Linked DNA regions of Mus musculus: regions 2 and 3 are each linked to region 1. A link is a loop called in an ENCODE intact Hi-C map of the cell type or tissue named here. Cell type or tissue: heart. All regions are shown on one strand. Links, peaks and the distances in the headings refer to the core of each region. The heading gives the core; the rest is flanking DNA.

Region 1 (9,960 bases), core at 1,036-9,035:
GTGGATCCTAGAGCTCACTGGCCAGCTGGCCTGGCCAAATCAAGGAACTCCAGGTCCAGTGAGAGGCTTTCTCTCAAAACAGAACGTGTACAGCAGATAAGGAAAGTGTTTATATGAACTGTTGGCTTCCAGGTTCTGGCTCACCCCAAGCAGAATGGTCAGGATGAAGGAAACAAATGAAACCAGAAGCTGGTGAGGACGTGAAGTGCTAAGTCTTATTCAGTGGTGGTACAAATATAAATTGGTGCAGCCCCTATGAAAGTCAGTGTCAAGTTCCTCAAAAGCCTAATGGTACCATGCGTATACACACAAAAAGGACTGTAACTCAACATAAGACAGAAACATTTGTACATGCACGTTTATTGCTTTACTGTCAAAACAGTTCAGAAAGAGAACCAGCTAGATATCCAACAGATGGATGAATAAAGAAAATGTGGTGCATTTACACAGAGGAATCTTTTCAGTTATAAAGTATAAAATCATGGCATGTACACAAAAATAGATGGAACGGGGGATTACTGTATTTAGTGAACTGGGCCAGACTCGGAATAAGAAACTGTTTGTTTTCTCTCACTGGCAGAACCTAAGCGCAAATGTGTCCTGTGCGTCTGAGAGACAGAGACCAATGGACCGTGTGAGAGAGATCTTATGGAGGAGAAATGATGAAAGCAAAGAGTAATGAAACACATGACATGAACACAGAAGGGAAGACTACTAAGAGGAGAAAATGAGAAAGCAATATGGGAAGAGTGAGGTCAAGGCCACCATCAGTGAGAAGGGTAAATAAAAACAAAGTACAATGGCATAAATATATGCAAAGGCCATAATAAAACCCATGACTTTACATGCTAACAACCAAAATTTAAGGTTGAATCACCATGACAAAAATACTGGTTTTCTGATTAGGATTTCACATTACCAAAAATGCATGCAAAAGACTGACTAAGCAAACGGGTTAAAAATCAAAAGACATCAATTCTAAGTATTGAGAGAAAATTTCAATACCTAAATGTTTAATGATTTGTGAAAGAAAGAAAAAAAAAGAACAGAATTCTGCTACAACTACAGAACTTATAACTGAGTAAACAGACCCACATATTTGTCCTTAGGGCTAAAAATGCAACCTGTCTTTCCTATCCTACCTCATTCTCCATCACTCTCAAAACTCAGCTACCCTAAGCCCTTTGCTAGCTTCTACAAAAAGCTTCAACAACACACAACATGATTAACTTCACTCAGCAAAGTCCTGTGCGATCTCCAGCGCCTCTGGCATCACTAACCATTGCTAGTCTTCTCTTCCTCTGCTCGACATTCATAAAATATGTTCTCCAAAGCCTAGGAAGCTCCTCTTCATCCTTCCACGCTGAGATCTACTGTTGCCATTTCAAAGCAGCCTTGCTTAACTCCACATAATGTACTTACAGTCCTTCCGCAAACAGTATGAATTTTTTAATTACATGTCAAAACTATGCAAAAAAAAAAAAACTTTACATAAAAAAAAAAAACATTAAAAACCAAAGATGGTAAATAATTAAGCTTTTGTAAGTCATCAACTAGAAGAATAATAAAGAACACATGCAAATTTAAATTTAAATTTAAAAAGCAAGAGACTGGGCAGTGGTGGAGCACGCCTTTAATCCCTGCACTTGGGAGGCAGAGGCAGGCGGATTTCTGAGTTCCAGGCCAGCCTGGTCTACAAAGTGAGTTCCAGGGCAGCCAGGGCTACACAGAGAAACCCTGTCTCCAAAGGAAAAAAAAGAGAAAAAAAAAAAAAAAAAAAGAAACAAGAATAGGAGCTAAATTTAACAACAATGTACATTAGAAAGGGATACAGTGTAGACGCTACTAGCAGTTAACTGTTAGACATCTGAATAGTTGCTACAATAATGTGCTTTGTTTGAATTAAAGAAAAACTAAACGCATACACACTAAGTATATATGTTTTAAGTTATTGAAAAGAACATGAAATGGTAGTACAGTTGATTTGAAAGGTGCTAATTACACTGGGTAGTATTCTAGGAATTTTGTTTTTCATTATTTTCCCCACTTTACAGATGGAAACCCAGGCATTGAGTTAAGTGACTTTTCCAATATTATATAACTTGTAGATGAGTTACTATAGCACCATTCAGAACTAGTCATTAGGCCCTGGGGTTCTCTGCCTCACCTGTTACATATGTTAGCACTGACTTTCCAATCTAAAGAAAGAAAATGGGGGGTTTTGTTGTTGTTGTTGTTTACTTAGAAGTGGAAGGTACTGAAGATTTCATCTGGGCCTTGCATGCCTCATATGCACTAGGCTATACCCTCCAGATCTCTGAAAGAGAATCCTCTACTCCACTCTAGTCAACTACTTTGCTAAGACCACCAATGGCTGGCCACTTTGTCAAATCTAAGAGCTTTGAACTTACTGCATGCATCAGTCTGTAGAATCCCACCAGTTTAACAGCCCCTGCTTTTGCCATACCCCCTACCTCAATCCTGTCTATTCCATATCTACACATTGTTCCCAAGAACCCTCCCACAATTTTCTAGCTTCAAATCCTAGTAGCATGACATTGTATCTCTCTAGTCCTGGCCCACTTTCTAGAGCATCCAACTTTCCTTAAGAAGAATAACTAGTACCTCACACATCATCATCACAGCATGTCAGCAGCCATTCCCTTCCCCTCCTGGATTGCCCTCCACCTTTTACATCATCCATCCAGCTGTTAAAGCTAACTTTGAGGCTTCACACTTGATTTTTCCTTTCCTTTCCCTTCCTTTCCCTTCCTTTCCTCCACATCACTGTATCGGGAAGTTCTAGCAGACCTACTTGTGAAGTACATGTGGTTCCATCTCCACCATCATCCAATCGCAGTCTCAGCCTACAGTACGTTCAACGGAGTGTCCCTTCATTTAAATCTTACCACCTTCAGTCTCCACAAACCACCCTTACTTGAAGTCAAATCAGTCCTGGCCTGCTTTAAATAACCTCTGTTCCAAGTGTGTGTTAATAAGATCTTAATTCCCAGCCTGGACCTAAAGCTGGCCCCTGTCTACTGATTCCATGTCTTTCCTCTCTCTTCCCTATTCTTACTCTTTTTTGAACAAACCACATTGATCACGTATGTCCTCTACTAGGCCTTTCAGCTATTCTTCATTCTGAAAATGCATCATTCCTCGGAAATAGTGGGGCCTTTTCTCCTCTTTTAAGTTTTATTAACTATTCCTTGCTCAGACAGTTTCACTGACCAACAACCCTGAAGCAGCAGACCCCATTCAAACCACGGTTACATGGTCCTCTACTATCATAATGGCCATAACTGGGCATAGCTGAAGTGTATCTTATTGCAGCTTATCAACCCAGGAGAATGTTAAAGTCCTGTCCCAAAGCTCCCCACAGTATATGGTAAAAACTTAACGCATGCATTAAATAAGTGAATTACCTGCCACTGCATTTCAAGTTGCTATTGTAAATCAACGATGCAGAAAACAACCTATGATGTATTTTGCATTAAATAAATACATAAAATATTCCTAAAATCTTTCAATATTTCAACAGTCGCACAAACTACTCAATTTCTCCTTAAATGCCAAATATTCCATACGGATAGAGATTTGGGTTTGTTGGTTTTTTTCCCCCTTCTTCAAAGTAATAGGATGTAGGTGGCAAGGGGTCTGGGGCTTCCTGGGCTTAGCACCTGTTACATCTTCAATCAGTTAAGAGAGGTGCGTATGAGCCACACACCACATGGAAGACGTGGCCTTTCTTTAAGGGACTGTAAGCGAAACCTTAGGTTTTTAAACTCGAACTTCCCTGATCCCTAAGAAAAAGCCATGCACTTCGTCTTAAGAAGCACTGTGGAACTATCTACCACCGGGAGGAGAAGCTAGCACTCGGGAGGAGCCGAGAAGCCGATGTGGAGGGCCTCGGAAGACACACACAGGTGTACGGGGAAGTTTGCCATCGGTCTGCCTATAACGGGAAAGGGGAAAGCAAAGCAGGGCACACCGGTTCAAAGATCAGCTCGACCATTACAATCAAGCCCAGCTCCAGCTTTGGCTATGTTGAGCCTGGACGGGAAGGTGGGCGAACAGAGAAAGCAGAGCCTTGGGGGGACTCCCCACCTCCCGGTTCTTCGCTTCGGCCTCCACCACTGAGTAAACTGCCCCGATCGGGGCGCCCGCCTGTCCACCACCGCCATCCCTGCGAGCGAGCACTGCTCCCCCGGGGGTTACTCACATGGGCTCGAGGGTCTTGCTGAGCCAGGACTTGAGCGCCTCGAAGTTTTCGATGATCATCTTAGAAACCATCCACCGCGGCCCCGAGGCCGGCCTCGCTCCTGCGCTCGCCCAGGTCGCCGCCGCCGCCCCCTCCTCCGCGCGCCGTCCGCGTGGGCAGCGGTGGGAGGTGCCGGTGGCAGGTCCCCGCGAGCCGCGGGTCGGCGAGCACCTCGGCGGGGGCCGCCGCAGGCCACGCGCCCACCGGGTCCCCGGAGCTTCTCCCCTCGGCGGACCCTGGCCCGGGCTGAGGCAGCAACCGTTTGCCGGCCGGGCCCTCCCCCCTGCCCCGCTCCCCCAGTGAATCTTCCCGAAGGGGAGCCGAACGCGCTCCGACCCGGGCTCTCCTCTCAGCTTTGGGATTAGGTGCTTGGTTGGTGGCCACGCGGCAGAGCAGACGTGAAGAAAAGCGACAACGAAGGGCGGCTCAATGGGAACGGTTCGGGGGTCTTCCCGGCTTCCAGCACCCCCAAGAAGATGGCTGCCGGTAAATCTCGCGAGAATGAGTGCGAGTCTCGCGGTGCGGCCCGGAGCATGCTGGGAAGAGACGCAAGTTCGGCCGGGTGAGAGCTGGGCAAATCCAGTAGTGGATCGAGGATTGACCAATCGCAAGGGTTGAGGCCTCGGTCCCCTTTTATCCATCGGCCTTCGTGGTGAATAAGCACAAGCGCCGTCTTACTTCACCAGGATGGAGTGGCCGCGGGCTCCCAGGCCTTGTCCTCTGAGAGGATTGTGCTTGTCAGCACGAGTGAACCTAGAAGATGGGAGCTCTCCATAAGAAGACGGCCAGCAGTGTTTGCAGGGGTCCTGCACTGTGCGACCTGCCCTCGGTGTCACAGCATCCTCCAGTACCATCTTCTGTGTGTGCTGCCCCGTGCACACGATGGGTAAACACACACTGGTCTAATCTAACCCACCGAGACCTCCAGAGGATTAGTGTTCTTATCCCAAAGTACAGGACTTTTTGGCCAAGGTCTAATGACCTATGGATGCCCCAAACCAAAGATACCTTGTTGATTTCCAACCTACAAGAGAAAAAAAAAAAAAAAAAAAAAAAAAAAAACAGTTTTGTTACATTTTAAATTCTGTTCATTTAGAAAAGTTTCAACTTTTCTCCAAGAAATTACAATGTACTAAAGAAGAGCATTCAAACCAGCATCCTATATACATCATAGGTGGTCCCGCAAGTTTGGTTCTATTATATTATTAGGAGACTACCAAAGACTAGTAGGCAATGGGCCACAATGGAATGAAAAAATAGTGGAATGGACAAATGGAATGAAAAAGTAGTCCACGAGTCTAAAGACACGGTCGGTGAACCATAAAGAAAGTCTTGATGCGACAGAATTTGCAATATGCTGGAGTGGAGTGTCCTTTAAGCATTAACTAAAAAGGTTATAAAATACAAAGCTAGACGTTTGCTCTAAAATATGATGCCATGAGTGAGACGTTAATTAGATTTAAGCTAATGAAGAATTAAGATATTAATTAAGATGATTTAGCTAACTGAAATACCGCAGATATGAAAAGACAAAATATTTAGAATTCCATTTCTAGAGGTTGCTAGAGTCCCAGGAGTGACCGAATGCAGAATGGTGGTTGCCAGGAGGCAAAGGGGGATCTTGAGAATTACGTCTCAGTGATGCAGAGTTTCAGTTTGGAATGATAAGAGTTCTGAAACAGTTGGTGACTGAACAGTTTGACTATACATCTAATGCCATGAAGTTGTACACATACAATTATTAAAATGGTAAACTTTAGGTTACATATAGAATGTATAAATAATATACTATTGAGAATCGCGTGTTTCTGTTTAAAGGCACCATACCCAATATTGTCGATGAATCAATATTGACTCCTGTTCCCGGGCACTGTAGCACATGTTTAAACAAAGCCCGTATAGTCCATGTGCTTTTCTCTGTAAAATACATCATGGCCTTCTTATATGTGGGAACCATAGAAAGCACTCCACTGTTGCGTATGGAGAACGGGGGTATTTTAAATCACCAAGAAAAAACAATCTCATAAATGAAGAAAGTAAAACATAACCCCAAATGGGCCACCAAATGGGTCCTTATTTCCATTGTGAGAACTGAAAAAAAAAAAAAAATGAAGATATCCCCTTGTTCAACTTCAGCTGAGAACATACGCAGCGTTGGACTTAAATTGTTAGCCGCTCAGCGTATGGCCACAGTGAACTATAAAACCGCCACAAGTATTGGGTTTGGGGGTTACAGAGAGTCTAAAGAGTGAGAAAACTCATGACTATAGAATCTGTAAGTAGTAAGGACTAGCTGTATTCTGAAAGACTAAGACCACTGAGTGATAGCGGTCCCTCCCTCCTTCCACTGCACAGAGCTTGTTACCAGTCAGCAGCCAATCAACAGTCAGTCACACCCCGCCCCGCCCCCCCCCCCAAGCTTTTCTTCCTTAGCCTTTGTTATTCAGTCTGTACCTCCTCATCACTTCGTTTTCCTTAGACCTTTTTTCAAAGATAGAAATTTGACTACTGCAGTCAACAGTACAAGTTGGAGAAGGCTAACTACTGCCAGCACGAACATTTAAGTATTTGGCATGTTTTTACCTTACAATTTCCAACATATGTTGGTCTTTCTTTTTTGGTGGGTGAGGGAGCTCACTCTGTAAACCAGGCTGGTCTCGAACTCAGAAATCTGCCTGCCTCTGCCTCCCAAGTGCTGGGATTAAAGGCGTGGGCCACCAATGCCCGGCATATGTTGATTTTTCAAGACCCCGTTTGCCGTTAGTGTTCCTCCGTTTGCACAGAGTAACATTCCCGATTGCTCACATTCCATTTTCTCATTGACAGCCTAGACAATGGCTTTACTAGTCTTTCGGTTTCTAAACGTAGAAGTTCAATTTTTCTTTTAGTTTTCTAATCTTTCTTACCTCCAAATATGCTGGGTAAATTCATTCCCTTTTATGATTCTTGACTTAGCATAATATCTGAAACAATGAAAAAAAAATGTTAAAGGCTATTTGTTCCACTTTCAGTAGGAAAGAAGCCTAAGGAAGAGAAACTGTTTCAGCTGGCAGTGATAATGATACATTTCTACAAACTTGTATCTTTTTGTGCCTTCTAGTCTGGCATTTCGCAGTCTTTCCATTGCGCTATCTTTCCATTGCCCTGCCCCGGAGGAGCATTCTCCCTGGTGAGCTTTAACTATTGCTCTTTCAGCTCTCTCTCTTAGTAGATGAGTCTAGTCTTACTACTCTCAGGAGTGGTTTCAGAGCAATCAGCCTCCTTTTTATCTCCAGCTGCTGAATTAGTTTTCCTCCAGCCTGCCCCTCAGAAGCCTATCATTTCCACGGTGTGAGATATTATTACCATACGTTATATTCCCATTTATATACATAATCGGGTTATGACCTCCATTTCAGTGGGCCTGTTTGTCTATGACTACACCAGTACCGTGTTGATGTATGTACTGTTGTGTTAATACCTCTTCTCTATGTTGCCTTTTCAAATTAAACCTGGCTAAATGAGAACCTTTGACCCTCCAAACATTTAGCCACCAGGCTTTATGAAGCACAATAGAGAGGGTAGACTATTACAGCAATGCAGGTTCAAGCATGGCTTCTTTAAGGACATAATTATTTTAGATGATTAGGAAAAGTGAATAGTTACAAAAATTAGCCATGTGAAACAAAATACAGACCGGAACATTTCAGGCTTGTAGGATAGCTTGCAGAATGTTCCTGATACAGATAAAAGGCACGACCTTTAAAAAGGTGTGGGAAGTGGGAAAGTGTGACGTTGGGTGGAGGAGGAGAATGGCTATGGTCAGTTTTGAGGTTAGAAAGGGCAACTTAAGTTTTCCTTGGACCAGGATATGGAGCGAAACTATTGAAGGATTTTCTGTAGAGCAAGGTAAATTACAGTCATGAGGATGGCCTGTGCCCCCTGCTCAGTGCTTGCATCTGAGAATTTCAAAATAAAACCAGAAAACAGGCAAACTGTTCTTTGGCATAAGAATACTAGATTTTTGAATAATATCTAGGGTACATTAATAAAGAATATGTTTTTCTTTTTCCTTTCATTTTAATTTTGATATTATATTTTAAGTGCCACATTTCCCTTCCCTTTCATCCCTCTATACCTCTTATAACGCAATACTGCCTTCTTCAAATCCATGCCGATTATTTGTACTAACTGCCATTGAGAGAGAGAGAGAGAGTGTGTGTGTGTGTGAGTGTGTGTCTGTCTGTGTATATACAGAAATATATTTTCTTAACCAGACTAAGGGCTACTTGCAAAGACAAGCAATGTTTCCTGTGGCAAGCATAAGTAACGCAGAAGAAAGTACTTCACCACTTGCTGACGAGGTAAATTGGGATCAGAACACAAACTACCATTTCCCCCTCGAAGCTATGATCTGCCTGGCTTGGGTACTGAGAACCTAACTCGGGCCCTCTGAAAAGCAGAGAGCACTCTTAAACATTGAGCCATCTCTCCAGCACCCCACTGTATATCTTAAATACTTCAGTCCAGCATGGTGGGTGGTTCATGCCTATAACTCCAGCACATGGGAGGCCTTGATTGTGAAAGTAGTTCCAAGCTACACAGTGAGCCTGTTTTTAGAAAAAAGAAAAAAGAAAAAAAAATTCTCAAAAAAGACAAAAGGCTTTATTCCCAAAATCAAAACCAAACACAAACTTCTGCCTTGGGGATGCCATGACAAGCAGCCATTTGCAGACTGGCCCAAATCCCTGTCTAGGGAGTCTCTGTCACTTCCTTTCCTTCTTCTTTGTCAATGAGTAACTATGGTGCAGTGTCTCCATGCTCTAAGCCAACAATAGTCTAAATAAGTGAATAAATACGTAAATAAGTTCATCTTTTACCCTGCCCTCCCTTTCCCTTCCTTCCATCCTAACTCCAATGGGGGGAATAATTAAATATTCTTTTGAAGTCAGAAGTCAGTTCACCTCCACAGGCTATTCGTGGTTTCCATTAACCTTAGGACAGAACTGTCTGCTACAGAGGTAATGATGTAGAACCTAAATTAAGGCTTTTGAAATTCAAGGCCATCATTTTGAAGACCAGAATCTGAAGAAGAGAAAAACAACAGCAGGGAGACATTGGCTTAATCCAATCCCCCCATGCAACAGCATGCATTCAGTTTGAAGGATGCACAGTCTTCTATCATAGCTATCAACAATGTATGACCACTGAGCGCTGGTAATGTGGCAAAATAGTATCAACTGTGGTAAACATCAATTTTAAAATACACTGCGCTCACTAAAGTTCTTCAGGTTAACATAGTATGGATTAACAGGAACGCAACATTCATGTGTGTATGCACAGGCACCCCACAAAACAAACTTACAGTACAATCAGATGATTAAAGCTTACATAGCATCCTGAATTGCAAGAAAGAAATGGAGTTCTGGGGCTACTGGTGGCGGCAGCAGCAGAAGCTAATAAGAACAGCAACTAAAAGAAAATTATGGAGAGTTAGAATAAAAGGTGTCTTGTTAGACAGGTGAAAGGTCACTCAGGTCAGAAAAAATTCTTCCTCACTGACCTTTGGAAGAATAAGTGACTATGCACATGTGTTACCAGCCTCTAATCCAGGTTCCCAACCTGTGAGTAGAGACCCCCTGGGGAGTGTTGAAGGACTCTTTCCCAGGTACCCCATCTCAGATCTCCTGCACATCTTATATTCACATTATGATTCA
Region 2 (9,960 bases), core at 843-8,842, 81 kb after region 1:
ATTAGGGAAAAAACGAAAATGCTAATTATATCATCAGGACTGAAAGACAGCTAATCCGACTGCTGGTCTTCTTGAATTGTTGCCCAATAGGACCTCCGTACATAACTACACCTAAGTACCTTATATGAGATTAGCCTGACAGGAACCAAATATAAAAAAATATTTTAATCTATAAAGCGACCTCTTTTGTGCCTTTCCTTTATTTCTCTTCTTTCTAGTCATGCCTTATCTGGATTTTACAGAACCACTTTAGCTTATGTTTAACCAGTTCAGCACATCGATATGGCTATTAATCATTCAAAAATAGTGTTGCTGGGATGGCATTTTAAAGTACGACTGAAGTTCACAGTCAGTTGTTGACTTTAGGTGAAGGTTACCCTCTAGAATCTGAATGGGCCTGATTTGATCACGTAAGTGTATTTGAGAGCAGAACTTGGTTTCCTCTAAGATTTTTCTGCCTAAGACAGAAAGAACCTTTAGCTCCTGCCAGAGTGGATCTTCAGTTGCCTAGCCAGCACTTACAGCTACATGCGCTCATCTCTGCCAAACAAAACCACTTATAATAAATACCCTTGAAGCAAACAAAGGAAAAAACAACAAGATCTCAAAGGCAAAAATACATTCTTTTCGGTTGTAAACGTAACCTTTAACGGTGAGCCATCTCTCTAGCCCTCCCAAACACAGTCTTAATATATATATTTCCTTCTAGTTCTGTTTCTGTAGTGGAAGTCTGATACATGGAAGACCAGCTTCACTTTAGAGTTTCCCTTTCTACTGGAAGAGAATAAGGAGAGAGCAAAAATCATGTGCCTCGTCGTCAAATCGCTTGCTTCACATTTTCTCTCTAAAACTGTAGGGCTGAACAGATGACAGAAATCCCAGCTAAATATGGAACATGGTATGATGCTAAATTGAGGTTCAAGCCTATAACTGCTTTAAGGACAAATAGACACAGCAATACTGAGAAATTTTGGATTGATAAATGTGTTCATTTTCATTTACTAAAGTGAAAAGCAGACCTTTTTTTTTTTTTTTTTTGTATGCTCGGAAATACATTTTAAAATGTTCAAGTTCAGCAAAGGACAATGGCTTTTAGTTAGCTATAGATAGACATCTCCAGGAGATGGTAATTTACTTCTTTTTAGTCACTCGGTAGATACATGTACAAAGCCACATATAGTCAGTGCATCAGTTAACTGTCAGGATTTGGGTCCCACTACCCATCAAATACTAGAATGTACTTTGAGGATAACATATATTTACATATGATACAGTGTGAAGAGAGCCACACCAAGAAATTCCCCAGGAGACTTTGGATCCTATGCCAACCTGTGACTTAGACTGTGGCTCTCTGTGGGCAACAGCATCTATCTCTACCACTCGTAAACTTATGAGACTCTTAACGAAGAATCTGCTGTCTGTATGTGCAGCTCAACAGACCTGGTTGGGAGAGAAGATGGCCAACGAAGTTACTTTACTCCCGGAGGGAATGGCTCTGCCTCTGGGAAGGTGGGAACAGTTCCCACTGAAAAGTAAGTCCCGATACAAAGAGTTAGCTATGCCCTCATGTTTTGTTCTATAGAACATCAGTTATCGTTAATGTGAAGGTTGAAGACACATTGTGTCGATTTGAGAAAATGCTAATGTAAAGTACTGAAAGTTATCATGGGCGTGAAAAACTAACAACACAAAGTGGCTGTGGTCATTTTTATCACAATTTGTATAGCATCATTAATATCCTATCATTTTGCATCTTGGTACTTGTCTTGGCTGGGTTTTCCAGAAAGCAGATGCCGACATAATATTAAGAGTGTGAGATATTCACTGAGGACTAACAGTGTCTGAATGGAAAGGGGGCTGGCCAGGGAGAGCAGCTGCAATACAACGCAGATTCGACAAAGTACTTGCTCAAAGGTTAGGTGAGTCGGGCTGAAAGAGGTTTGGTCTGAAAGTGGTTAGCTGTAACAGATTACGCTGTTACTGTCCAGCCGCCTAGCTCAGCGAATGGCTGGACGATGTTCAGAAGAGTGAATCACTGCAGGTCTAATGCTTCAAAGCCCACAGCTGGCTGGTGCTGGTTGCCCACATTCCTTACAGATGAGCAACTGCACATTCCTGAAAGAGAATCTGGGGCAGATGTTCTGCCCAGTTTGGCAGTGTGGCACCTGTAAACATTTGGGTGGCTGAGTTTGGAGATGGAATTTGATTGGGTTAGTGAGAAGTGTTAGTCAACTGCAGTGAAATTCTACAGTTTGACTTGAGGTGGCTTAGGACATCAAGTTCTATTTTTTTTAGGTAAGTAGAGTTGACACTAAAAGCTCAATGTTGAAAACATTACCAGATACTGTTTAAGACCTCTAGAGAGTATTGTCATTTCCTGACTCCGTTCTCTCAAGAGGATTTCTTTTTTCATCCACAAGGGATGGCTTCCAGTGCTCATGCTTTGTTAAGGTCATAGGTGAGTGAACAGGATGCCTCTTCTGCAATGGGAGCGCATCGTGATTCCATATGGACGAAGAAGGGTGGGACTGGCTACTTATGATGAATCATTCCTTTATCTCTTCTTCACAGTGCCACAGTGCAGATGACCAGGACAGGGAAAGGAGACAGGGACTTGCCCTTTTATAGGGTGCACTATTGATCATGGTGACCAACATTGGGGGCCCTTGTATCTATCAGCACTTACCAGTGACTTTAGCATTGGTAAAGTTGCTGCTCTCTCTGCCCCTTAGCTTCTCTCTCTGTTAAGACTAATCATGCCTATTTACACCACAGAGTGGTGTGGAGGCTAAACTAACACTAGATTCAGATCTCACTGTCTCATTGTTCTTCCAAACTTCCTCACTGAAAATCTATTGTGTCATTGAATCATGCCATCTGCTCTGTGAGAGTAGAAACAGTCAGAGAACCTGGGTGTGGGTAGAATGGAAGAGCTGATATAACCCAGGGTTCGGGGTGTCTGTTTTGAGTCAGGTCTCTGATTTTTAATGGCCTCTTTTTCTTAGAAGTAATAAAATTTAGAGACAAGTGAACCTACACAGCTAATGAAAATAAAAGGGCACAGGAATTCAATTCTAAATTACCTTTATAATAACAAGTTATATTGGGATCTAATTTTTCTTTGCTAACACTGGGTGTTGTTTAGCTCATGAAAGGCAATTCTATTCAGGATGATACTGTAAGGAGTTGGCACTTGTGCTAATAATATCGATTAAATTAGGATCTAAAATATACTACATTGGAACACATGAAGAAAATTAGGTATGACAACACCAATTGCTTTTTATTATTTCTGGTCTGGCAATGCTAATATTAGATATTTTAAGATGATCCTAATAGAGATCTGATAAATCATCTGAAAAATAAAAATATCAGAAAGACTTAACTTTTCTAGCTACAACTATACAAAGTTTATTGAACTTTGTTGGATCTGGCCAGTTGTACCAGTCTCATCTGGCTTCCTTTCTTTCGGCAATCTCATCTGCACATGTATGAAGCAAAGTGAGAGATGGTCTCCAGGTTTCCCTCCCCGGATCCCCAGGAGATCTCCATAGTAAGAACAGTTATGGGGAAAGGGCTTGATTATCTTAAAAAGAACAGTTGGGCCAGATCGAGTAGGGCCACAGATCTCAGGGTACAAGAAGCAGATGTTTGGGTTAAAAGGTACCTTTTGCTGGTCTGCCATAGTCTTCTAATTGTTAGAGAAACATGCTCTGTGCCGAGAGAGAGAGAGAGAGAGAGAGAGAGAGAGAGAGAGAGAGAGAGAGAGAGAGAAAAGAAGAAGAAGAAGGAGGAGGAGGAGGAGGAGGAGGAAGAAGAAGACAAAGACGAAGATGAAGAAGAAAAGGAGAAGAAGAAGAAAAGGAAAAGAAGAAAAGAAAAAGAAAAGAAAGAAAAAGGAGAAGAAAAAGGAGAAAAAGAGAAAGAAAAAGAAGGAAGAAGAAAGAAAAAGAAGAAGGAAGAAGAAAGAAGGAGAAAGAAGGAGGGAGGAGAGGAGAGGAGAGGAGAGAGAGGTGTCACAGGGTATTATGATGCGCCACAAAAACTGATTCTTTACCATTATCTTAGGAATATCTGAGTATTATTAGCACACACACAAAAATCCTACCTCACTTCATTATTTTCTTCTGTCCTTCCCATTTCCTATTTCTAAAGGCCTCTTTCTCTGTATGTCATCAGAATATGTTTGAAGAATTTGTAAATCTCTTAGAAACAAGGGGGCAAAAGAAAGAGGAGGGTAAAGCCCTATTCAGGATTTTCAGAGTAATGAAACTGTTCAGTATGATATATAATAGTTAGGGTATATTTGTCAGAACTCCTACAACGTACAATGTTCAAAATGAACTCCAATGCAATCTATTATGGATTCTAAGTGATTGACAATGGTACGCTGTCAAATGGGTTTAACATTTGTCACAAATGAGCTGTTCTACTGAGGAAGGCTACGCGTGCTCAGAAGCAAGACTGTCTTTTTTTTTTCCTTCCTCGAAATTTTACTGTGACTTTAAAGCTGATTTTATATATGTATATGTGGTCTTTGTATATGTATATGTCCCTGGTATTTGGTAATTCATTACCTCATTAATGATTTCGAATGAGCGCCTTTTTAGGCCTGTCCTGAGATGGATCTCTTTGAGATGCTCTAGGCTGGGGACTAATAAAAGGGCGACCTGTCCTCAGGTGCTCTAGGAATGCAGCGCCTCCACCCTCCGCAGTGACGATGCATCCTCTCGCCCCACAGTGAAACCTGCCCTCACAGGAAAATCCAATCAAGTGGGACGATTTTTTTTTTTTTTTTCTTTTCCGCTTCGGTTGCCACCGCCCACTGTCGACTAGATGACAACCTAGAGGGCTCCCGGGGACTTGCCTGACTCTTCCATCTCCTCCCACCTAGGGACACCTCCGGAGCCGGGCGGCGGATGGGACGCCGGCGGAGCCAGAGAGCATGCGCGTCCGCGCCGAGCATGCTCAGTAGCGCGCGCGGCTCCCCGGAGCTCCGGCGCCGATCGGCGAGCGACGCGGAGCTCTCCGCTGGAGCCGAGGGAGCGACAGGAAGTGAAGCGGCCCCGCCAGGCGACCTCGGCGGCAGAACCCGAGGCGGCGGAAGAGGCTCTGCGGCGGCGGCGGCGACGACGTCGACCCGGGAGGCCGAGGGAGCTGAGCGCCGAGGGGACACGCCCGCTCGGAAGCCGGACCCCGAGGCGGGCAGGATGGATCACCACCAGCTGGGGACTGGTCGCTACCAGGTGGTGAGTGCGCGGGCCCCGGGGAGGACGCTGGCCTCGGGGCGTCCCGGCGGGCCCCTTCCCGCCCAGCCCACCTCTCCGCCAGCCCCCGGCCGCAGTCGACGGCCAGCGCCCCGCCGAGCCCCCTCCCCGGCGACGCTCCCCGACTCACCCCGGCTGGCTTTCTTTCCCCTCCTTCTTCCCTGACTCACACACCCGTGAGCAGTGAGTGGTGTCCCCCTGCGGCGGGGCAGGGTGCAGGTACCTGTCAGGGAGTCGACCCGACCGGTGGCCTGAATTGTGTGAGGTTATAGAGTGGGGTGCAGCAGGGCTACAACCGGCGTGAGGGGTAGAGAAGAGCTGTGATGGGGAAGGTGCCTCTCTTCTAGTTAACCTTGTCATTTTGCCCTTTTCCATTGTGTTAGTATTACAGTGATCGTTTTTTTTTTCTTTTTTTTTTAAATCTGTTCCTGCTTTGCCTGTGTTCGTGTGTGCAGCGCTTTATTAGAAAAAAAAATCAAACCTTGTTTGAAATGAAATAGTTTTCATTTAATACAGAGTTTTAAAATCACTCAAGTATGTAAACCACCAGCTATGCTTAATGAGTGAAATGCGCCCTGTATTTTCTTTGTCAGAATCTCTGTATTTTACACCCTGTGTGTTTTAGTGATGTCATTGGAGATAAATATTGTGAATAGCATTGTCAGCAATATTTACTTTATTGCGTTTTCACTTATAAACTTTTAGATAATTTAGTGGAACATAGTTACGGGGGGAGAGAAGAAAAGCATTTGTGCATATTGTTGCTATTGCGTGTCGGGTTTATAAGATTGCACAGTTAGTCCTATATGTCATCTTTTCTGTCTGTCTGCATGTGTGTTGTGCCTTTTGACAAATCTGAAGGATTGTGGTAGAGACTTAAATTTTCATTTTTTCTTTGGTAAGAATTCTCTGTCATTTGTGTCTATTTGCTATAGCATGGCCAGGTGATTTAGATTATGAACTTTCTGAAAATTATCAACATTTTCAGAATGGCTTAGGAAATAGAAATCTTGCCAGTTTATTGAAGGTGCTTTTCAAGTTGTCAGCTTTGGGTAACTTTATATTTTTTAAAAGACATTGTTCCCTTTCTAAGTGTTTGCAAAAAAAAAAAAAGCCACGTAATTTTATCATTGATACTTGTTTTACTTCTCAAATCTTACCCACTTCTGTTTGTGTCTCTAAGTGATATAATTTGATTTGAATTCTTTCTTTGGGTTGCTTTTCCTTATTGGGCTCAACCATGGATGATACTTAAAATAGTGTTAATAGTTTTAATTTATTATATTGTCTCTTTTGCTTTTGATGGAGGTAACTAGTTGAGACTATTTTTTTCTCTCAAAATCTCTTCAGATAATGTTGGAGTTTACTTTTGTCTAAACTTTGAAAGAAGGTATAAAATACTACATTTTTTTCCCTTCAAAACTGAAGCTGTGTCCTATAAAGACTTTGAGTGGGTGGAGCCACTCTGTAAGGGCAGAGGGCAGAAATCAGTCATTCTAAATAAATTATTTCTTTTAGATAGAATATTATTTTTTATGGGGAGAAGCATTGGAGAATTTTATTATAGTCTAAATTTGTATTTTCATTCTTTTACTTTTGTGGTTACATAGTAAGTTCGTGTGTTTAGGATGATAAACTGCCCTCCTCCCTTTTTTTTTTGCGAGTAGCTTTGTCTGGGAAAACGGCATAGATACAACTGAGTTTGAGTTTTGCGTAGACTCGGTAGCTGGGGTTCAGTCTGGAAGCTTAGCTTATGTAATGGGCATGCCTGTTTTATGGCTACCTTTAGGTCAGGCCTTATTTTGAAACTCTAGAATGATTAATAAACTGGAGCAGTAAACAACTTTGTTAGCGATGATGAGGTCAGGAGATAGGGAACTGTACATAGGGGTGAGAAACACTGTGCTGTGTGGATTTACTCTTATTTAAAGAGCTAAAACTCAGCTCTGCATACTGGTGATGCCTGGTGATCAGAATGGCTTACTGTCTTTAATCCACGTATACAGTTTATCCAGGACATTTTCTTTTCTTTAGGGTATCCAAAGGGTTTATTCTTTTATTATTGCTTTAGCCAACATATTAAGTGTTGGATTTTATAAGTCCTTTTTGTACTTTCGTGTCCTACATATGCATACGTATGTATATATAAATTTAAATCTACATTTCCTCTTAGGATAGAAAACATGCCTTTTTCTCTCTGAATCTGGCTTATTTCACTTAACATATTGTGTCCCTTCCCACCCCAGTTCCATCTGTTTTCCTGTTTCCTAAGAATGTTCATTCTTTTCAGCTGAATAAAACATCCTCATGTATCTATACATTTTCTTTGTCCATTTATCTGTGGCTGGGCCTCCAGGCTGTGTCCACATCTGGATGACTATTATTTTTAGCCAGACTGGCCTGTGCACATTCTGGATAAGCATTCAACCATCGAGTAGCCAAGGAGCTCATGATCCTCCTGCCTCAGCTTCCCACTAGGCTAACAGCCACACATCACCATCCCTGGCTATAATAATGTCCCCCCACCCCATTCCCTATTCATTGCTAGAAATCCACAACAATAGACAACATGTACAGCTACAATGTCTTGCTAATTTTCTAATTTCAGAAAAAAAAAAAGATGAGGCATGGTGTTTACTTTCAGTGTGTTTTGGGAGATTGAGTTGTGCTTGATAGGAAAAGAGCGATGCGCCACACTGCCTAGCTAACTTGCTCTGCATCTGCCACTGCAGCTTGCATTCTGCTTTGCTGGTATCTACTTTGAAGGCTCATGGACCCACAACAAGGTGACTACTAAGGTTTAAAAGGTATTTTTTCAATAACTAAATCGGCAGTGTTATACAATTAGCAGTAGTTTCCTAAACTATATACTAGAATGCCAATAATAGGACTTCTTGGACTACATCTAACCTCCTCACATAGTGAGAAATTCTTTAGTAGAGAGTAGCTTAGATTAGTTTACTGTGGTTATTTCTGATATTTGACTGCATAATGTTTTTGCTTCTTTTATATTTTAAGATAATAGTAACAATTCTACAATGTAAGCTTTCTATGAAACAAAATTTGAAGTACGTGTGCTATAGAGAGTTCTGAGTACTTCTGTATCGGGAGAATTTCAGCTGCACCTGATAAATCGGCTAAGAAAGGAGGTTTGAACTGCTAAAATCAAGGTAGTGAGCGGAGATGTAGCCCAGGTGCTTGGCCTAACCTGTTTGCACTTAAGGCTCTGGTTCCCTCTCCAGCACCACAGACAACAAAACAAAAGAGGCATTAAAGTCATCTAGACTTTCATTTAGGTTCTCTGTATAGCTCTGGCTGTCCTGGGCTGTCCTGGAACTCATTTTGTAGACGAAAACCTAATTCTTTTCTTTCTTTCTTTTTTCTTTTTTTTTAATATGTGTGTGTGTCACACATGTGCTGCTGCCTAGGGAAGTGAGAAAAACTCCTGGAGCTTTAGTTTCAGATGGTTGTGAGTCATCTGATGGTGTGAGTGCTGGGAACTGAACTCTGGTCATATGAAGAGCATCACATACTCTTAGCCACTGAGCCATCCTGTTTGCCTTTTGTTTGCTAGTTTTCAAACATTAGATGAGTCACTTCATATCTTAAAGCATCATTTCCTCATATTAGTACAACATCATAGTTATTATTTATTATGAGAATTAAAATACCATAATATAGGTAAAACAGAGCAGTGTTTCTTAACCTGTGGGTTTCGACTCCTTTTGGGGTCAAATGACCATTTCACCGAGGGTCACAGAGTCAGATATCTTTCATATTTACAGTATGACTGATAACAGTAGCAAGAGTGCAGTTTTGAAGTAGCCACAAGAACAATTTTATGTTTGGGGGTCACCAAAACATGAAGATCTGTATTAAAAGTTTGTAGCTGTAGGAAGGTTGAGAACCACTGATGTAGAGACTGTCACATGGAAATAACTACTATTTTCGTAAGCTAATGAATTAGTCTGTAAACGTTTCATGGTGGTTGGCAGAAAACAGAAGACTCCTAAGTCAGAACAAATGGCCTTACTCATGGTACAGCAAGCAACACGAACACCGCATATTTGAGTCCTTTTCCTTGTTCCAAAGTCCTGTGGGGTTAATGAGTGTTTGGAGAGACACAGCAATGAGTTTGCCACACCTCTGAATCAGCCAGAGTCCAGAACCTAGCTCTTTATATTTATCTATCTACTTTGTAGGAAGCAGCTAACACTGTAGCAAACAATGATGGTTTGTTTGCCTTTGAAGGCAGCTTCTGCGCTTGTCTTAGTTCTTTCTTCTCTCTATTGTCTGTGTAACTTATTAAAAGGAAGGTAACTGACATCAGGAAACTGACAGCTGTGCCTAGGACAGCCCCCTATGAAGAACTAAGAAGCTGAGATGCTTTCAGGCCCAGGACCACTGCCTCACCCAATAGACCATTCTAAGTGTCTAGTAGAAGGTGAATTTTAGGTGTAGTTGTTTGTTTTCATTTTCCATTTTAAAGAAACACCACAGTCTTAAACTGTATGATGTTTTCTAGTTATCTTTTTTGTCTCTCCTGATTTCCATGACCTTCATTTGTTTCTTTTGAATTTATCAATATACATTATTTGTCTTGTATTACTGCTTTTTATGTTCTCAAGCTTGCCCAGTTGCATAATCTGATACATCTAGGCTCTTGTTATATTGAGATTGAATTTTGTCCTCA
Region 3 (9,960 bases), core at 654-8,653, 120 kb after region 1:
TAATCATAAAATTACGTGGCTTTTACATAATTTTTATTGAAATAAAATCATATTATTAGATTTCCAAAAATTCATCCGTCTTTACTTTTTGGAATGAATTATCATGCCACCATGGCTTAACGTTTCCAGATTTAAAGTTGCAAATACTTTAGTAGAGCGCACAGCTTAATGGGATCTAAAGCTTTAGCTGTCGTCCTGTGGTTTGACATTCAGCGGCATAAAGTAAACTGAGTTCTTTTGTGATTGGGTTACTATAATACTAAAATAAAAACCTTTCATATTGGAGATGCAGAAAGTTCTAATATAGAGAAAAGCATATGTTAGTGCAGAAAATATCAAAATACCATAGTTATAGGCAGAGGAAATTCTGTTTCCCAAACGTTTGAGATTGCTTTTAAAATGTACATTTTCCATGGTTATGATTCTACTATAAATGTCATGCTGAACTTGCCTTATATTGGAAAGATAGTCTGTACTTTTATTTTTAAAATGAACTTTACTATAATTTTGGAGTCAATTTCTCACAAATGCTTTAACAATCAGAGACAGAAACTGTAAATTAAAAGAAAACTCTAAAGAACTGTGGATATTGGAAAACTGGGTGAAAGTGAAACGGGAGAAAAGTCTTAACGAGGGAGCCCAGAGTGTCCTTAAAACATTCGGGACTCTGGGGCTGCCCCTTCCTCTGTGCCTGGGACCTGTAAGTCACTTCATTCCCCAGATCTCAGGGCTGACAGCATTGATGCATGGTCAGCACTGCGTAGCTGCACTCATTTCTAAGTTTTACCACTGTTGCTTTGATTGGCTTGGCTCACAGTGAGACAGTGAGTAAAGAGGTGAGCGTTGTGCAGACCAGTGAGCGCGCGCGCACGCGCACACACACACGCGCGCGCACACACACACACACACACACACACACACTCACACACACACAGACTGTGGCAGTCTCACCTCCTGTCTGAAACCCCTCTCAAATTCTCAGTTTCAGGTCAGAAAGATGCCTGAGCCGGTCAGGTCATTCATTACCAAGTCTGGGAGTTTGGTCCCAAAGATAGGCAGAGCTGAAGGAGAGAATGCGTTCCTGTGTTTATCCTCCTGTGCACACGCGCAACATAAGAATAAATAATGTTCAAGAACGCTCAATCTTGAGGTGGTTTTTTTGAGTTTAGATAATACTTGTCATCCCTTCTTTTTATAACAAATATGGGACAAATAAAATATTATACAAGTGTTTGATAACAGTGTTTTGTGACATATAGTTTATACTATAGACCTGCAGGAGCATTTGTAATCTTTAGTGTCTTATTATAAGTTATTAAAGTACGATCATGACTATAATAAAATTACATTAAGATATTTTAATGATTGTTCTTTAATCCTTCTCTTCAGATACTGACGTGTATAGTGAGTTTTACCCTGTGCCACCTCCGTACAGTGTTGCTACCTCTCTGCCTACATATGACGAAGCTGAAAAGGCTAAAGCTGCTGCCCTGGCAGCTGCTGCAGCAGATGCACCTCAGAGAGTAAGTCTGCGCACTGCCTCAGCTTACGGCAGCCTTAGATAACTGAGTTTTACAATATATTTATCACGTTCCTTTTTTTTTTTTAACTTTATCTGCCGAATTTATTCCCATGCCATGAGGTTTTTTTCTTCAGCTTCTTCTGGTTTTGGAACGATCTGTTCCCTCTCAGTGAGGATCGTCTCAGTGTGGCAGGGGGAGCTCATGTGTGGGTTAATCCGGCCATGAGCTCTGTAGGTTCCTCGGAGCATCTTAGGTGCCTCGTTCACCTGGATGTGTTCAGTGACTAGAGAATCTACATCTAAATGCTTAAGTTCAGTATTACTCTGCATTTTTTAAGCATGTGCAGCAAAAATTCCACACTGTTTTTTGGCCATCATCCATGTCCAGCCCCACTGTTTGGCCTGGGCGCACCTACCGACTCCACCATTATACCGCCGGAATGGCACACATTGCTTCTTTAAAGTGACATCCTTCAGATACTTGGTGGCTTTGCGGATATGCGTACCCTTGATGGCCTGGGCAGTTTCCCCAGGTGTCTTAAAGTGAACACGAAGGTTTGAACCTCTTGATTTGCATGATTTTGTGGGATTTTCTGGGTCAAGAGAGTAGCGAACCATCTTCACAGGTCCCCTCTAGCCACTTTTTACAGGAAGAGGCCTCTTCCCAAGTTTTGATTTCAGACTTATCCCACACTGACTTTGTCATCCAAGTCAGACCTTTCTGAGCAGCTCCACCTAGATAGCTCTTCTCTTTCCTGTGGACCCCACGTCCTTGGCTCTCTTACTGCCCGTGGCCCTGTTCTCCATGGTCTGTCATCAAAGCTGCTGTCTTATTGTCTATCATGCTTGCTTTTCCTTTCCCTGCCCTCCCATCCCCGATATACCATTTACGTTTGGTTTTACCTTTTGTACATGCATTTACACCTTTTACTGTTTGTGTAATCAACTTGGCTGTCTTTATTGTCTCTTCCATCTGACTGAGCTGTGGACTCTAGAAGGGCGTGCAGGGTTGTCTTGTGTGAGCTGAAAGGGCCCTAGGCTAAGGAAGCAGAACCTTGTGTAGTAATATTTCTTGAATCTTAGAAGCCATGAGTGGTAACAGATTTTGCAAGTAATTTTAGAGTTCTTTAAATTTGTAAGCACCTATATGTTTGTATATTATTTTTAAGCCTAAGGTATACTATGCAAACAGTATTTTTCTTAGTTTATTTTAGAGATTATTAGAATAGTAAAGACATCAAGATATTAAAAACTTGTTTAAATTTACTTGAACATTTTAATGATGAATAGGATATATATCCTATAATTATTAGCCTATCAAGAACTGACTTAAATTTTAATGCACGCAGCTTGTAGACATATTATTAGTTTGTCAGTTTCTAGTATTTTGGAAAGAAGGAGGAAGTCACTGGGTAAAGGCTTCATTGTTCGCAGCAGTAGCAGTGGTCTTGCTTTTGTTTTCATCAAGTGCCAGGCCCACAGGGCAACAGTAGGGACTAAGTGAAAATCCTCCCTGCTGTGGTTATGTTACTAGGATCCCAACTCTTCAGTGGTTGTTAGGATGCTCACCCCCTTGCTCTGCTGGGAGGTCCCGCTCCACCTCAGAGCTTCCCACTGTGTAGGAGTCCAGGAAAAGGCAGTCACTGTTTCTGTGTGGGAGACATGCAGACATGGAGACATGCAGGGAGAGTTCTTCCTTAACACTGCATTTAAATTGCATCCAGTCTGCGCTTTCTGATATCACCACTACAAGAAATGTTTAATGCTTTATTTCTTATAAGTGGTAATATATACATGTATACAGTTTACTTCAAGAGTCAAAATTGATGGATCAGAGGGCATATATGTTTTTATTTTGAATAAAAGCTGTCTCCTTGCTGTCTGGAGTCGGCACATAACATCCGTCACTGTTGATGAGTGTCCCTACTTGCCACCTGGCATTTATGCTTTCCTCATATCATTTCCTGAAGCTGATGTGTCCCTTTCTCCCGTGTTCTTCCCTCCCTCTCTCCATGGAGGACTGAGATAACCACTGGGTGGTGCATTACTGGGGTTGGGGTACCTTTCCTCTATCTCTCTTCACCTCTCTTTTTTGAGACAGCCTCTCACTAAACCAAACATTGGCCAACGTAACGAGATAGGCCAGCCAGTGAGTTCTAGGATCTGCCGTCTCTGCCCACCAGTGCTGGCATCTGTGGCACTGTACGAGCCACCGTGCCATGCTGCTTCGTGTGGGTTTCGCCTCCCGACTCAGATGTCTGAGCTTGTACTGACTGAGCTGTCGACCAGCCCTCAGCTTACCTTTCTTAACAGCACCTACGATAAAGTAATGCTGCTAATGTCTTATCTGTAGGACCACTTGAGAGCATTAGTTGTTACTGAAGGTCAGATCATTGTAATTATTTTAGTGAACTGCTTTGGTTTTTTTTTACAGAACCAAGAGGAAGACTGTACGCCACGGGATGACTTCAGTGATGTAGAGCAGCTCAGAGTGGGCAACGACGGCATTTTCATGCTGGCCTTTTTCAGTAAGTGACCTTGTCCTAGTACTCTACTTTATATAAATATTTAAAATAACTGAAGAAAAAAATACTACTAACATGAGTATACCTCACTTAAAGTGTAAATTGCATAAGCATTTGTTAGGTAATTTTGATTGCAACCATTATGGTCGATTGCAGGGGAAAAGGCAGAAGGAGAATTTAAAAGAACTGTTGCTGACCATCTAAGACTGTGGGCATATATACAGTGCACTCTGCTGTAGGCATGCACACAGTGAACTCTGCCTGTCTGCTTTGGACGCAAAAGACTTCTTTTTCAGTGGCCTTGAGCCAGAAGGGTTGGGGAAGGGGAAACTCTGTAAGCCCAAAGCAGTGTCACAGAGGTGTGACAGTTAGAAGACTAAACGTCATACAAATTATGTGACTTACATAGCAGATTTAAACTGTGAGGGAAGACTGTGTCATGTATTTGTTATTCCCTAACACAGTGATTAGCATGAATTAAATTCTTTGATAAATATTAAGGCATGCAGCAAATTGTTTAAATGGCTAAAGCCAGTATTACACCTAATGCTCAGTGAAAATGTATTAGGTTATGTGTGGCTTATTCTAGGGTAAAATGAGAAACCGTTTACTTATGTAAAATGATCGCCCAAATTCAAAACTAGAGAATCACTCTTCAGGTGTTGAACTGCTTTTAGTCTGGAGGTCGGCTTATCCCTTTCCCAGTTGGACAGGCTCCGTGCTTCTCTTCATGTCATCTGTGCAACCACAGAAGTGCGTGAGGAGTGGCAGGCAGTACGCTTTTCTTTTCCAACTGAGTTTATAGTTACGTTGCTATCCAGTATGTGCAGTATATAAGTATTAAGCTTGTCTTGCAGTTTTAATTGGGTAAGGTAGAGCCAAGGAAAAGGCAGCAAATTCATTGGTTTCAGATGGCTGCTTACTGATGCTTTTGTACTGTTAGTCTAGTGAACCTTAGTTTTAATCTTTGATTTTTATTCAACTAGGAAACTTCCATTTTGATATCAGATTCCTCACATCTTTTGTTTACATAAGGGATATCCTTTCTTTGTTAACATCTGTCCAGAACCTTGGGACCCTGCAGGTGGCTCCCTTGCCATGGCCAGGGTTGGGAGCCCCTAACCCGTGCTGTGCAGGTGTGGCAGCTGCCTGTGGGTCCCTGGAGCGAGCTACGGCTCCTCGAGCTGACTGAGGAGCTTAGGTCATTTCCTTTACCCATGGCTTTATTTAATATGTGTCTTTTAGAGTTTGCTCAGTGACAGTATATTGGTTTATATAAATATATATATATATATATATATTCATGGATTTTGTACAGAATTTCCAGATTTTAGTAAAATTCCGTGAAATTATATTTTTACAAGTTATTTCTGTTTTACAAATACTTCATAAATAGTAAAAAAAAATTGATTCTTTTTTGTTTGTTTTTGGTATGCAAGAGCCTGGTTTGATAAACATAGATTTGTTTGTAATTACTACCATCTAGTGGTTACTCTCCAGACTGCAACTGGGTTTATATTTCATGCTTATACTGGCTTTAATAGAGAGCTTATGTCTTTTTTTTTTCTCCTTTCCTTTCCTTTTTCCTTTTTCCTTTTTCCTTTTTCCTTTTTCCTTTTTCCTTTTTCCTTTTTCCTTTCTTTTCTTTTCTTTTCTTTTCTTTTTTTTTTTCGAGACAGGGTTTCTCTGTGTAGCCCTGGCTGTCCTGGAACTCACTCTGTAGACCAGGCTGGCCTCAAACTCAGAAATCCACCTGCCTCTACCTCCCAAGTGCTGGGATTAAAGGCGTGCACCACCGCTGGAGAGATGGCTCAGTTGTTAAGAGCAGTAATTGCTCTTCCGAAGGTCCTGAGTTCAAAACTCAGCAACCACATGGTGGCTCAAAACCATCTGTAATGAGATCTGATACCCTCTTCTGGAGTGTCTGATGACAGCTACAGTGTACTTACATATAATAAATAAATAAATAAATAAATAAATAAATAAATAAATCTTTAAAAAATTTCTTTTTTTTTTTTTAGAAAATAGAGAACTTATTATAAGTTAAGCATTTCAGGCTCCATTTCTGCAAACAACATCACAGAAAATATAAGATTTTTAATAAAAATCTTTAATAGGTTCAATTCTTGACTTTTCTACTTACATTTATCTTTTTGCTTAACTCATGTAATGTTCAAAGAGATTTACAGTTAAATTTAGTGACATAATTCCATTTTCACGTAGAGAGAATAAAAGGAAAGAAGTGTGCGCATCTCTGAATAATGTTTAGCAAGAGTGTTAGAAGTAATCTCACTCAGGCAGTATCATAAAGTGCCTCCTAAACAAAAAGTGGTAAGAGAATACAATAGGAGTTGCCTGTCAGTTAATTCTCGATGGATCCAGTGGGTAACTGACCTGCTTGGAAATGACCTTGAATGCTAGTGCTTTCAGATGTGGTAGATCGTCTTGTGAAACTTTCCCTTCAAGGTTCAGCCATTTGTCTTCTGTGTGTCAGGATCTTCGCATCCGAACAAGACATTGCAGTTTACTGCCCAGATCACTCATATTTTCGACTACAGGAAAACTGAAAGGAAAATCAGTGTTCTTGTAACTTAAACCACGGCAGCAAAAAAGAGAACCAGCAGACTGTTTTGAAATGTGAATTGTGACTGGTAGGGTATGTCTCCCTGACACAAGCTGAAGTTATTTGAGAAGAAGGAACCTAAATTAATAAAATCCCTGCGTGAGATCAGCCTGTAGGTCATTTTCTTAGTAATCAATACGGGAGAGCCTAGCCCATTGTGGGTGGGGCCACCCTAGTATGGTGGTCTTGGGTTCTATAAGAAAGCTGGATGAGAGAGCCATGCGGAACAAGCCAGTAAGCAACACCCTTCCATGGCCTGTGCATCAGCTGCTGCCCTGAATGAGTTCCTGTCCTGACTTCCTTCCCTGATGACCAGTGGTGTAACTGATAGGTCTGCAAACAGCATGCTGTGGTGGTCTCTAAGGACAGCCCGTGTGTAGAGTTAAAATAAACCACTGTTTGACTCAAGCAGTGCAGCATTGCTGGTACCATGTTTCTGTTTATTTGTATAGAAATTATGACCTTAAAAACGTATTTCTGCTATCTTTAGTGGCATTCATATTCAACTGGCTTGGGTTCTGCTTATCCTTCTGTATCACCAATACCATCGCTGGAAGATACGGTGCTATCTGTGGGTTTGGCCTTTCACTGATCAAATGGATCCTTATTGTCAGGGTGAGCATCTTGATCATTTTTATGTAAAATGTCTGTTTTTCACCTTGTTGCTTATTGCACATGCATTCCACTGAGTAAAGATTTACACTTCTGATTCTGTAACTCTGACAGCTTAGTAAAACTATATGTATCATGACTGTGAAAAGTTGTTAGGTAGAAACTTTGAAATAAGAAGATGCTTCCAGATTTTGGTATCTGTGTCCTTGCTTAAAGTTATTTAAATGTTCTCAACATTTTCTTCATTTCTTCTTACGTTGATTAAAATCTGCCTAAAGGGATTGCTTCTGAGGATGGAAGGAGAAGAGAAGAGAGTACCTTACTCAGTTTCCTATAGTATTCACAAATAATAGACAGCATTTATGCTTTGAACAAATCATGTTTTCTATTATTGTGATGCAGTACACAGGAGCCTTAAGTAAAACAGAAGGTTTCTGTTTAGTAAGTTATTGTGAGTTTAAAGTTCTCCAAGGTGGTTTAAATGTCCATTTGATCTTAATGTTGGCCAAAGACATAATCAAGGTCACTGAGAATAATGTAGATCATCAAGGTCACCGAGAGTAATGTAGATCATCAAGGTCACCAAGAATAATGTAGATCATCAAGGTCACCGAGAGTAATGTAGATCATCAAGGTCACCGAGAGTAATGTAGATCATCAAGGTCACCGAGAGTAATGTAGATCATCAAGGTCACCAAGAATAATGTAGATCATCAAGGTCACCGAGAATAATGTAGATCATCAAGGTCACTGAGAGTAATGTAGATCATCAAGGTCACCGAGAATAATGTAGATCATCAAGGTCACCGAGAGTAATGTAGATCATCAAGGTCACCGAGAATAATGTAGATCATCAAGGTCACTGAGAGTAATGTAGATCATCAAGGTCACCGAGAGTAATGTAGATCATCAAGGTCACCGAGAGTAATGTAGATCATCAAGGTCACTGAGAGTAATGTAGATCATCAAGGTCACTGAGAGTAATGTAGAGGTTGCCCAGGACGTTAAAAAATTACATCCAAATCTGACTGAGAACTCTGACATTTAGAAATACAAGAAGAGATGAGTCTTGGAAAAATCTTGTTTCAAATAATAACTAAATAGTTTCTCCCTCTTTAAAGCTTTGAAGGCTGGAAAGTAAAGACCTGTGAGACAGTTATCAGTGCTCACTCCTGCTGGGTATGTGGTACACACTCACAGCCCAGCCTGTGAGGTCAAGCCAGTATAATTCTGATGCCAGATGGGTCCATTGTAAGACCCTATATTAGAGGGGGGCGGGAGGGGTATTGGAAAACCCTCATCCCTTGTCCCACGGGTTCTTTCAAAGCCTTTCCTAATTTCCTGTTCCTGAGAATAACTTCTGTGCTTGGTTATCATTCACAAGCTGGTGTTCAGGGGAAAGTGGAGTAACCTTTTCTTGCTCCTGTCTCAGCAGTTTTCTTGTCAGGCAGATTCATCTAGCTTGCTTCTTTCTTTTGCCTCTTAAAGGTTTACTTTGGGCTTTTTTTTTTCAAAAATGTTTCTACCTGGCTTTTTTACCTTTGATTTTGTGTGAGCGTGTGTGCGTGTGCTTGCACTTTCCTGTCTGTCTCTCTGTCTGTGATTTGGAAGACATTTAGAGAGTCTGTTCTTCCCTTCCACCATATGGATTTTCAGGTTCAAACTCAGGTCATTAGACTTGGTGACAAGTTGTGTCAAGTTTTCTCGAAGCTATCTGTCTACCACTCTAAAGCCAGCAGACCCTGGGAGAATGGAGCCTGAAAATGAGGGTGACTAAAGTCTTAATGCAGTACCCAGCATTATCCAGTGCTTCCGACAGTTGATACTTTGAGGCTTAGGAAATCCAATCTCAAAGACAAGCTACTTGTTTATCGGTGGAGGCACAGGAATGCCAACAGCTGGAGCAAACTCACTCCTGTTCACTGCGCCTGGGAGGAGCAGGAAAGCATATTCTAAGAACAGCTCTGTGTGCTTGGAAAAACGGAGCTCACAAGTCTATTCACAGAATTTTTCATGGTGTTATACAATTTCTAAATTAGAATATGTAAATTATGCAAACAGTATTTACTTCAACATTGCTTTCTGATTGAAAGCTAAATCTTGCTAAAGTTTTCAGTAGAACTACAAGTCTAAAATGTCTGCTTCTGTTAAATGCTTCAGAAGTTTTGTTAGTACATTTGTTTTATTAATTTATTAAAAGTAGCCATTGTACAAATATTAATACTTTGAATGATATTTTTATTAGTTTTGAATTTTTTTGGTAGCTTTGCAGGATTTTGGTTCTTCTAACAGCTCCTATACTGGTACATATCCGATAATAGGTTTGACTCTTAATCTATTGGACTCTATTATAAAATGATTGAAGGTTGAATCATTGTGAGAACTCTTGATAGTTTTTGTTTTAAATTTACTTCAAATGATGTCCTGTCAGTTTCTACCATGAGCTTAAATCAGCTAGATGTTGTATACACACAAAGACAACGCTACAACCCTGCCCTTGCAGAGTTTCTTGCTAGAGAAACTGAAATAAGTTGGAGTTAGGACTTAGCTGTATTGCCAACAGAACTGTCGCTATTGCGCAAATGGACTTTCTCATGAAATCCTAGAGCATGGTAAACGATTCACAAGCTAATGTTTCCGTGTTCCTCAGTCGCTGCTTTACTAGAGTCAACGCTGAC

Evidence for each region. A loop is a pair of places that touch in the nucleus more often than their neighbours do. Peaks named below come from ENCODE experiments on the same cell type or tissue, not always from the same donor. Only the 100,000 strongest peaks of a DNase experiment are listed, where the experiment ranks them.
Region 2: it touches region 1 in a loop (4-fold over the local background); 14 of 42 quality-filtered maps call a loop at or near these places.
Region 3: it touches region 1 in a loop (5-fold over the local background); 18 of 42 quality-filtered maps call a loop at or near these places.

The regions. Positions count from the first base shown.
Region 1 is chr14:105,172,557-105,182,516 of GRCm38, forward strand. Rbm26 (RNA binding motif protein 26) reads right to left here and starts at 4,758. Exons shown (of 22, transcript NM_001368684.1): 1 at 4,226-4,758. The coding sequence starts at 4,296. In heart, for the core only: no CTCF peak of the experiment used is centred there; DNase peaks (open chromatin) are centred at 4,265 and 4,775; H3K4me3 peaks cover 2,924 bases; H3K27ac peaks cover 1,864 bases.
Region 2 is chr14:105,253,754-105,263,713 of GRCm38, forward strand. It overlaps Ndfip2 (Nedd4 family interacting protein 2), which reads left to right and starts at 4,870. Exons shown (of 8, transcript NM_029561.5): 1 at 4,870-5,249. The coding sequence starts at 4,920. In heart, for the core only: a CTCF peak has its summit at 4,905; DNase peaks (open chromatin) are centred at 4,978 and 5,448; H3K4me3 peaks cover 1,816 bases; H3K27ac peaks cover 1,071 bases.
Region 3 is chr14:105,290,843-105,300,802 of GRCm38, forward strand. Ndfip2 (Nedd4 family interacting protein 2) reads left to right here. Exons shown (of 8, transcript NM_029561.5): 3 at 1,390-1,523; 4 at 3,957-4,050; 5 at 7,161-7,285. It also overlaps the pseudogene Gm16259. Among named protein-coding and RNA genes, the nearest start is that of Gm24207, 19 kb to the left of the region's middle. In heart, for the core only: a CTCF peak has its summit at 5,534 (motif pointing left); no DNase peak of the experiment used is centred there.